Regions from separate parts of the Mus musculus genome. Here region 2 is linked to region 1. A link is a loop called in an ENCODE intact Hi-C map of the cell type or tissue named here. Cell type or tissue: heart. All regions are shown on one strand. Each heading gives the region's core, and the rest is flanking DNA. Links, peaks and the distances in the headings are about the cores only. Region 1 has its middle 8.6 kb from the start of Gm26744. Region 2 overlaps Igf2bp2 (insulin-like growth factor 2 mRNA binding protein 2).

What was found. Hi-C counts contacts between places; a loop is a spot of excess contacts. Peaks named below come from ENCODE experiments on the same cell type or tissue, not always from the same donor. Only the 100,000 strongest peaks of a DNase experiment are listed, where the experiment ranks them.
Region 2: it touches region 1 in a loop (8-fold over the local background); 17 of 42 quality-filtered maps call a loop at or near these places.

The regions. Positions count from the first base shown.
Region 1 is chr16:21,834,542-21,839,924 of GRCm38, reverse strand. It overlaps a transcript of Map3k13 not described here. Among named protein-coding and RNA genes, the nearest start is that of Gm26744, 8.6 kb to the left of the region's middle. In heart, for the core only: a CTCF peak has its summit at 3,061 (motif pointing left); no DNase peak of the experiment used is centred there.
Region 2 is chr16:22,120,988-22,126,370 of GRCm38, reverse strand. The region is part of intron 2 of Igf2bp2 (insulin-like growth factor 2 mRNA binding protein 2); the gene reads left to right. Among named protein-coding and RNA genes, the nearest start is that of Igf2bp2, 40 kb to the left of the region's middle. In heart, for the core only: a CTCF peak has its summit at 2,502 (motif pointing right); a DNase peak (open chromatin) is centred at 5,070; H3K27ac peaks cover 214 bases.

The DNA of each region.
Region 1 (5,383 bases), core at 262-5,261:
CAACAGGGACAGCTGTGCTGAGGTGCCCACACCAGGTACAACACTGCTGAGGCACATATTAGGACTTTCCATGTGTAAGGGCACAGTGCATTAGGTGTGGGGCTGCACACGTGCACACTTGGGAGGTGACACAGGAGGCTCAGAAGTTGATTGTCATCCTCGACTACAGAGTGAGTTTGAGGCTAGCTCAGGCTCCATGACACTCTGGCTCGAAAATATTTAAAAGCATCCTTCTGGTGAGATCATAGTGTACAAATACTTCAAAAAAAGAAAAGAAAGAAATAGAAGTCTTACAGATTATAAGACATAAACACTGAATCAAGGAAGTATGGACTCAGTTATAAAAATGTGTTTATACAACTCTCCACAAATAGGCTGTTACTGTGTAGAGTCACAATTAGTACTACTGCCCTCACTTTACAGTTAACAACAATAGCGGAGCAAAGAGGACAGTGTGCAAAAATCTCTCAAGAAAGATTATTTTAATATTCACTCCATAGTATAATTGATGCTATGTTCAGACAATATACTTACAACCAAGTAACAAGCCACAATGGAAAAGCTCTCGGTTTCCTGTCACATTCAGTCACTATGCCAAAATAAGGGAGACCTGTCTGTTTTAGTAACAGATAGAAACTGCTGGTGGCTAAAAACTACTTCTGCCCAAATGAATCCATAAGTTCTGACCTAATCTCAATATGGCTGAGGATTAAAGCTTGGCAGGTAACTTAAGTAAGAGATGGCAAAAACAGAGCAAAGTGTGCGAGAAGAGGACTCGGCAGTGTACAGATACCCTGGAAACCACACACAGAGGTTTCTGTAGCTGTCTTTTGCTACTTCATGGGTTCTTCTTTCTTCCACCCTTCTCCACCCTTTTTTCACCTTTTCAACCCCCAACACTAGCTAGGAGAAATAGAAAGGAAAGGGGGTGATGTTATCATTAGACGACGTCCTGCTGATTAACAATGTCGAGCTCCTTGGAACAAGTTTCATCTTTGCTGTCAGAATATCTAATTTATTCTTGCATAGGACTACTTAATAAACTGTGACCAACTGCAACCAACTGCAACCAACAACAACCAACAGCAACCAACCAACAACCCATAAACTTCTTGGTGCTCTAGCCTTTAAATACCTTCCTGAGAATTCTCCAGAATTCCAAATGTCACACAATCACAGAAACTATCTGTGGCTGGTAAAAATCACACACACACACACACACACACACACACACACACACACACACACACACACACACGTCTGCTGCTGGAGCACGAGGCAAATCATAGTCAGCTGCTGTGGGCAATCTGAAATCTACAAAGTAACAGAAGAGAAAGTCCTAGCAGAATTGATGCCTCTGTAGCAAAGGAGTGCAAACATGAAACAAAGAAGCACACCTTGCAAGTTTAGGTGGAAATCCAACACGTCTACCACGAAGGGAGCAGAGGGCAGCAGGTCAGCTCCTGGGGCCTGGGTACTTTAGAGACATAGAAACCACTGTGAGGTAAGTAGCGCTGGGTCTGGGAACACTTGCCACACCCTAGAGCCTCATTTTCAATTTTCCTTGATGCAAAATTCTTGGAATTTTCTTTGAAAATTATCTCCAAAGCCTCCATCCCAGGCACTCCCCTGTGCTGGCTAGCCTCCCTTGACTGTAACTGTCTCAGTCTGCCCATGCTCTTGCTGGAGAGGAAGAGCTAACTCACACTTCAGTGTGTGGCATAGCCCACTACAGGGCATATGAAGAAAGGAGCGATTTTAGAAAGATATTGAAAAGAATGTGGTTGGCACCGAGAAGAAGTAGATAATTTCACTTATTCACTCAGTAAAAAGCATGCTAGTCTGTGCTGGCAGCAAACTGAGATCCGTTAACAAACTAGTATGCAGCCCTGCCCTGAAAAAGCATGGTGTGTAGATCTGAGAACCTGGTTTCCTTAAGACATTTTTACACACAGAATTCAGGACAGGATGGAATTTTCCCTTGAACACTGAATTTTGGAGTTGTTCCCCTGCCATCTTCACTTTTTTTTTTTTTTTTTTTTTCTCATTCTGAGGCTGTTCTAAAAGGGAGAAGTGGAAGCCATTGCTCACACTTCTGTCACGGTCTCTGGTTGGTTGGTTGGTCCTGGCCTCTCTGACAGCGAATGAGCACTGGTCCATTGTACTGGCCTTCTCCTGCCTACACAAGTGTATCCCGGGACTGCCCGCTGTAGCGGTGGATTGGCTTGCTTCTATCCTGAGTGGACTTCAGCCAAAGGCTAACTTCATAGGGAACACCCCATTCTAGAAATAACAATGATAAATACTATGAGATGATATCAGACCTGAAATTTAAATCAGCAAGGCATGGTTCCACTGAAACCTACTCACAACGGAAGCACTGGCCTGGAAAAGACTCGATCTTAGCATAGTTTAGTCTATTAAATTACTCAGGGCTGTACTAAATACGTATCTTTGAAAAGTGTATCCTTTAGAGGACAGGCTGGTGTTTTAAAATGGCTCAGTATGTAAAGAGCCCTTCTGCTCAAGTGTGAGCGACAGAGCTCTGATTCCAGGACAACACAGCAGAGCCAGGAGTGGGTGTGTGGCTCTCTAGCCTTAGCCCTGTGGTGTAGGAGCAAGATGGTGGAGGGGCTCGCTGGTCACTAGTTCCGGGCTCAGTTAGAGGCCATGTCTCAAAGGAATAAGTTAGTAATAAAGGAAGTCACCCAAAGCTCTCCTCTGACCTCCACATGCACAACAAACATGTGTACCCGGATACAATGTCCCTTATACATGTATACACACACATGTACCCCCATACACATGTACACATACATGCATGCGCAGAATTCACACATTGCAAGACAAGCTGTGACTTAATAAAACCTTAAGTGTATTTTCCCAGAGGAGTGTAAACTGGTGCTCACTGCATAGCTGGGCTACGAAACAGTCACAGGTGATGGTGTGCATTTCTGAGACAGCACCACTACACGCTCCTACATGTAAGGCACATGCTTTTATTTCCCTGCACTTGCCTCATTGCATGCTGAGCCTAGTGAGATAATCCATTGCTGCCACCTACTGTAAACCAGAAAAATATTCTTGAAATACTTTCACATTTGAAAGGGAAAGTGCAATGTTGCTGGAATTGCTCAGGAATCATTTTGTCAGAGAAGCGAGTTAACCTCTAGCTAAAGTATCCCAGAATCCTGAAAGGCAATCAATAAGACAATAGGCAAAATAGTAAAGTAAGCCACACAGAAGAGCATCAAATGGCTTTGTTAAGGTATATTCTGTTAAGTTCACACAAGCTCTGCTTTACATCCATGCAGAAACATGAACCTGTTCTTCTGTACTGAGGAAGTCACTCCCAGCACGCACTCTTCCCTCTCTGACCCCGGCTGTGGCTCCATCGTGGACAGCGGCTTTCCCAGCAGATGGGCTGCACTTCAGATGGCCTGAAACTGAAGAAAAGGGGGAAGAAGAGACTCCTGCCTCCTCCTCCAGCCAGGGCTACATCTCAGAGTCAGCACCAGGTCTGAATGAAAGGGCTAAACAACTCAGTCCAGGGACAGTTTCCATGAAAACCACATGGTGATATTTTTAGAGAAGACAAAGAACTCCTTCATGACTTGAAAATGAGTGTGGGTAAGTATGTTACAATGGATATATATATCCAACGAACCAAAGAGGGAGTTTATTTGGAGGAATTTATAAAATTGACAAAATGTAAAAAGAAACAGCTTGTACAATTGTGAGTTCAATAATTATTAAGATAAAGAGATAAATTTGAGATGGTATGGAAGTGGGAAGGATCTGAGAAGAGTTAGGTTAGGGGAGAAGAAAACATAATGAAAATATGTTGTATGAAAAACCTGTTAATTAAAAAGAATCATTAATGTGGATAAATGTAGGAATGAGATGAACAAGGAAAAGGCCCACCTACCAGTTAAGTTACAGATGAAAAGATAGAAAGCTCATAAGAAAAATGTTCAATTTAAACATTAGTTAAAGAAATGGAAATAAAGCAAGATGCCACTTCCTGCTTGCAAAGGGTTTGAGATCCTTTTATTTTGTTGATATGGCAACAACCTCCGTTTGAAAGTCTGAGGAAACAGGTGTGCACACAGTGCCTCTGGCAGTAGGCATAACGTGACAATGTCCTTTAAGGAGCTTAAAGAAACAGTGTTATTGTTTTGAGATTTCGTCTCAAGTTTCCCAGGCGGGCCTCAAACTAGCTGCACAGCCTGGGACGACCTTGAACTCTGAAAGGAGAGACCGAGGAAGTAATTACTGAATGGCAGATCATGTTCCCAACTGGTAGATGGGACCTATCCCACGTCCCACTGTCATGTGAGACAGAGAGCTGGTCTGTCTGCCCCACTCACTGTCCTTTTCCACTTGCACACCAGCTGGTGGACATGAGGCAGAGCATCTTGCACACAGATCTTCTGCTGAGGTCAGACTGGCCGCATGCACACACATGCCCAGTTGTTTCTAGAGTCGCAGCACACTGCACTACTCACAGTGAGTGGATATGTTTACCCATCTGATTTTGATTGTCCCATTTCCATTCGTTAAAATATCCCAGTGGCAGCCATCCACCAACAGCAAACTAGAGGAAAAAGTAAGAGGACGCCGCAGTGGTGTTTGGGTAGAGAAGCTGCCTTGGGCAAGGCACCAGTGTCACCCCATGAGTAGACTCCCATGAGCATGTGCAGGACTCGCTTCTTCCTATCAACAGGGTAAGATCAACATGACTACGGATACATAACTATCACTGTCATCAAAACCATGTCACCTGTCTGCCACCTCTCTCTTTCTCGCACAGTAGCTACAAGGAAGCATGTGGCCATGTTGAAGGGTTCCACATGGCAAGGATATGTGGGGTGATCTCTATGAGCTGAGGGTAGACTTCCTCACTTGGCAGGAAACAAGGAGGTGGGAGAACAGAAGTTCTTAGTCTGATAACCACAAGCCAGAGTCATAGGAACTGAATTCATTACTTGCCACAAATCCCTTAGACCTCCAGGGGAGAAGGAATTCAGCCCTGGCACCTGTCTTTACTAAGGCTGTCAGAACACTTCTGTAGAGGGTATAGCTATGCCACACCCCATAAGTGAGGTGATAAATGTATATTTTTAAGCCAGTAAGTTGTGATAATGGTGGTATATAGAATTTTTCATAGCATCCCACCTACAGACAACTTGGTTTACACCTACAGAAAGCATCTAAATCCCCCCTGAGGTATGTTTAACAAAGACTGAATAGCATAGTACATTGCCCCCTTTTAGTACAAAACCCAGAAATACATAACAACTGTCCTGCCTGGTTATGCAGGTCCACCTGGGCTAGAAACCTGGAATCAGGAGTAACCATCATACCCTGTACCTCACGGCAG
Region 2 (5,383 bases), core at 180-5,179, 290 kb before region 1:
TTCGGGCCAGTGTGAGATCCTGCCCCAGAGGAGGTGGGCGTTGTTCCCGGGGAGGACACTGCAAGTTGGTCCCTGGCCTCCAAGTGTACGCAACAGACATTCAGAGCATTTTAAGTGTTTGGAGCTAGAGAGGCGGCTCAGTGGTTAAGAGTACCTGTTGCTCTTGCAGAGGACCTAGGTTAGTGCTCCCAGCACCACCTGATGGTTCACAGCTATTTGTAATTCCTGCTCTAGGGGGTTAACTCCTTTTCTGATCTCCAAGAGCACCAGGCCTAATGTGGTATACATACTTACATGCAGCCGAAAACTCAAACACATTCAATAAGTCTAAACATTTTATTAAAAAAAAATTCACTATAGAGATCCACAGCATAGTTAATTTTAAAATGCTCATGGTTTGTCAATTTTTAAAAACTACTTATTTTCACCTTATGTGTGTTGGTGTTTTGCCTGGATGTATGTCTGTGTGAGGGTGTCAGATCTTGGAGTTACAGTTGTGGGCTGCCATGTGTGTGCTGGGGATTGAACCTGGGACCTCTGGAACAGCAGTCAGTGCTCTTAACTGCTGAGCCTTCTCTTTAGTCCCACCTCACCAGAGGCATTTTGTATACTTTGCTCTTTACAGTCATTTACTTGTGTGTGTGTCCATGTGTGCACACACATGTGTGGAGGTCGGAGAACAACTTGGGCAACTTGATTTGCATCTTCTACCATGAGGATCTCAGAGATCAGTTCGGGTCATCAGGCTCAGAGACAAAAACATTTACCTGCCGAGCCATTTTGCCAGTTCTAACTTGCTTTCTGTAGCTTTGCCCTGGCTATATTTTCTGTACACAAATACAGTTGGAATACGAAACTGAATAGCTGCTTTAAAATACTATCATGAGGATACATGAAACATTACTTTTCAATGAGTCAGTAAGCAGATGGGTAAAACCACACACCTTTCATCTGTGCAGTTGGTTCTCTCTCTTTTCTTTCTTTTTTCTTCCTTTCCTTCCCCTTTCTTTCTTTTGAGACGGGGATTCTCTGTGAAGCCTTAGCTGTTTTGGAACTCACTGTGTAGACCAGGCTGGCCTCTAACTCACAGAGATCGTCCTGCTTCTACCTCCCAAGTGCTGGGGTTGTCTCTCTCTTTTTATTTGGGTTCTGAGGCTGGGACCAAGGTTGCCAGGATTGCCTGCAAGCCCCTGCCCCTAGCTCCCTGCTTCATAAAGAGTCTAACAGCATACTTGAAGCATAGACTGGTTGGTTACCTTATGCTTTTTCCAAGCTTTGCAGTCTGGTGTGTCTCTTGTAAATTTTTAACTTCTTTTCTTGGAGGGGATTGTGTCAAGTCTTACTGTGTAGTCCAAGCTGGCCTCCAACTCGTGGTGAGCTCCCTACCGTGACCTCTCAAGCCTAGGACTGATGGTGCCTCAGTTGATGGCTACTTAAAATCCTTTCAGGCTTCTTTGCTTTTTTCTGTTCTGTGCAGTCTGTCAGGTTTTAAAAAGCCCTTGTCACCTGTTATAGTAAGAACAACACAGCTGTAGAAACTTCTCCTCGTGTGCGTTTGCTGGATGGGTAGCCCCTCCGGTGTGACTCACGGGTCCTGAGGAAGATAAGTAGTGCTGACCTGAGTCGGCCACTCACTGGTCAGCCAGCTCCGATCACCTCTGCCTCCACACCCTGGCTCCACAGTCAGGCATTTATCTTCCTGTCAAGTTTCCTTGGAGTGAGAGCCTGCAGGCTTGTAACTCAAGATGCAAAGGAAACACTGTAACACTTAAAATGCTGTGCGGGTGGACCCTGTTGCTTTCCTTACACAGTATGGTGAGCCTGTGTCCTTTGATTTTGCCTATCATGACAAAGCCTGTTTTCCCAGGTCAGGGTGAATCCCCAGAGAAGCCCCAAGAAGTAGGGTTTCCCCTAGCCAGGCTTCCTCTTAACTGTGTAGTGGTGCCTGGTAGGCAGGAGTAGCAGCTTCATTTCTGAGTGAGCTGTACACCCACAATCTCCCTTCTGCTGAGACAGCATTGTGGATGAATGAGGCTAGGAAGGAGACCATCAGAAGCCATGTTCATGGACCTGGCACAAATCACTAGGGCTGACCTTACAGAGGGAAGAATGTAGTAGCCACCATTGAAGGAAAGTCTGAAAAAATAGTTCATTCGTTCATTCATTCATTCACAGTTTGGTCAATGTCTACTAGGCTGTATGTAAGCATGACCCCCCACACACACACACACCCCCAGTGCTGACTTTAAAAACTTGTGGCCTCCATGCCCGGCTTATTTCGTATCTCTTGAGACCTGGCTTTGTCTATGCATACAGAGAACTGGAGAATAAATAACGAAGCAGTGGCTTTAAAACTGAATGTCCTCCTTTGGTCAGTTGGCTCCAGCATTTAAGAGTTCATGCTTTGAGAACCTTTGTTGCCCCTTCATAACTTTGTGAGTTTAAAGCTTTAAATAAAAAGGGCTTATTGATCTGCGAGAAGCCTCAGAGTGTGGCCCTCCACCACTAGAGGGCAGCGCGGCCTTAGTCACATGATCTGAACCTGTCGCTTTGCTGGAAGCTTCCTTCTCTTCTGTATTCCCTTCCTAAGGGATTGCTATATGCATCCCTTAAAATATAATGTAAACAAAAAGTATTTAATATCAAATGATCTCTTGAAATAGCTAAATTGTTAGCTTTCTAAAAGGGTTTAACATGCAGTCATTTATCCTCATTATCATGTTTTGTTCTAAGTTCATGAGTCCTGAGGAAGCCTTCACATCAGGGCTCGAGGAGTGAAGGCCCTCCCCACACCCCCTTTTGTGCCTCAGGACATCTCTCCCTGGGGAGTCTTCTTACTGGCTTCTTGTGGGCCTGTGGGGATCTGTAACAGCAGCATTCTCTTGGGAACAGGGGGTTAAGTACAGTTTATACTGTTTTGATGCCCCCAAGCTTGTAAACACCCTTTTGTTTCCTGTACTTTGCAGATGAGTAGAGAGATGTGTTTCTCTCAAGAAATAATACTTTCCCTTTTTCCCATGAAGGCACTGGTGTCCTTTAAGGGGTAGGGAATCTGATTTTGTCCACATTTTACATCTTTAATGTGTAAATTCCTGGATGTGGGATTATTGTGTGGAAGAGTGTAATCATAAAGGGACTTGATAGTTACTACCAAATCAGTTTCCCAAAAGAGTATAGGAAAACATTTTTGCCCTAACATATATTCCAGGACTACACTCCCCATTTCAACGTCTTCATCTTCATGGTATTTTATAATTACAAACAGTTTTCTAAGTAGTGGATCCTTTTATTTCTACTTCAGAAGTACATTCCTAGTCGGTGACGTATATTAGGAAATGGCTCAACCAGGTAATGTTTCAAATGGGTGTTCTTTATTCCTCTGTTGGAAATGTGTGAGGCACGTGTGTCTGGTAAGGCCCCAAGAAGCGTGGCAAGAAGGAGATCTGTTTAGCTTGGCATCTACAACAGTTTGCTTAATCACAGGGTCCTTTTTAACGACGACATGGTGGTGCTAGCTGGTGGAAACAGGACTGTGGTTTGGAAGGTGATGGTGGTAAGATGTATTGGGAGTTTTTAGAAAGTAGTCTATTAGGGCTGGTGAAATGGCTCAGCAAGTAAAGAAAGGCACTTGCTGCCAAGCCTGACCATAACATGGTGGAGTAGGAACCAGCTCCAACCAGCTGCCCTCTGACCTGCAGACTCGTGTTCCCAGCTCCATATAAATAAATGCATGTAATAAAGCATCGTCAAGTTTCTTCTGGAGCTTGTGATCATGTTTATACAGTAAAGGATCTGCAGTAGTGAGACTCCATAGAAAAGCCTGAAGGAACAGATAGGCAGGTCTGAAGACACAACCCCAGGCAGAGCTTCTGGGAACTGGTTGGAAGTGGTTTGCCAAGGATGGTCGATCTCGTCATCGGGCAGGGTACCACTGAGCCTGTGGTGCTGTCTACTCTCCATCTATTTTAGGAAGGATGAGTTTGATACTATGGTGAGCTATCAAATCTGTAGAGAATGTTTAAGATACTTTGGGCAGCCATACTTGGAAGACTCCAGGAGGACAGTTGTGTGATGGGAAAACCTCAGAGCATAGGTAGGAAATGGTATATTCCTGGTCTTGGTGTTCATCAGGGCTGCGACCTTGATCAAATCCAACGTCAAACTTCTCTGTCTGATGTCTAAGAAGATACTGTGGTTGACATTGACTCTTCTTTCAGACTTGGAAAATAAAAGCAATAATCAGAACCTACCAAGCCATCTATGAATCATGACACAATGAAAAGAGTTATTTACATGTTTATATTACATTCATTTATTTGGTGTGTGTGGTCTGTGTGTGGGGTGTATACAAGTGGAGGGCTGAGGACAGGTTGTCAAAGTTGCTTCTCCTTCCACCACGTGGATCCTGGGAATTGGGCTCTGGTCATAAGACTTGGTGGCAGTGCCTTTACTGAAGTAGCCCTGATGATGCCAGCTCTTTCAAACTTTTTTTAAAAAAAAAGTTAAAATCATTCTTGGGGTTTGCTGCCTGACTTCCATACATTTATATACAACCAATAAATGCATCAACCAATGTAATTTAAAAAAAACCAAAAGGTATTCTTAGTTTGTTTAATATTAAAACAAAACCCTAAGACAAAGACAGGTGGCTGGCTGGTTGAGTTTGGCCTCCCAGCCCTGTTTGCTGACACATTTTCTGCACTGGTATACTTAAAGTACTTTTATTGCAAGGACTGACCATAGTAGCATATGCCTGTGATCTCCGAATTTCAGGCTGTGGTGTTATATAGTAAGATTCTCTTCTCTAAAACATAAACTCAAAACATAAGAAATGCCAGTGGGAGAAATGTGCAGTTGTTTGATTTGATTTTAATTTAGTAGTAAATAATTTAGGATGTTATTATACTACCTGTGGGGAAGGGAGGCCTCTCAAGACACTGCTGTTTGGAACTGAGTGTAGCCACCATGGAAATCAGTGTGGAGGTTCCTCAAGAAATGCTGAAAATAGAATGGAATGACTCAGCGAACCACTTAGGCTGGGGTGAATCTAAGTCAGTGTGCCAAAGAGATAGCAGCGCAGCGCATGCGTCCTTCACAGTGGCCAAGATAGCAGCGCAGCGCATGCATCCTTCACAGTGGCCAAGGTATGGGGCCGCAGGGAAGCCCTTCAGCAGGTGAGTGGATTAAAAGCTTTGGCAAATATGCTCAGTGGATACACATAGCACATATGCACAAAATACTCCTCAGCCGTAAAGAGGAGTGAAATGCCATACCAGGGGAATGAAGGAGCAGGAGATCATGTCAAGTGAGACAAGCTGGGCTCAGAAAGACAAAGACCAGGGGTTTTCTCTCCTATGTCTACGCTAGACTCTAAAATATAGGA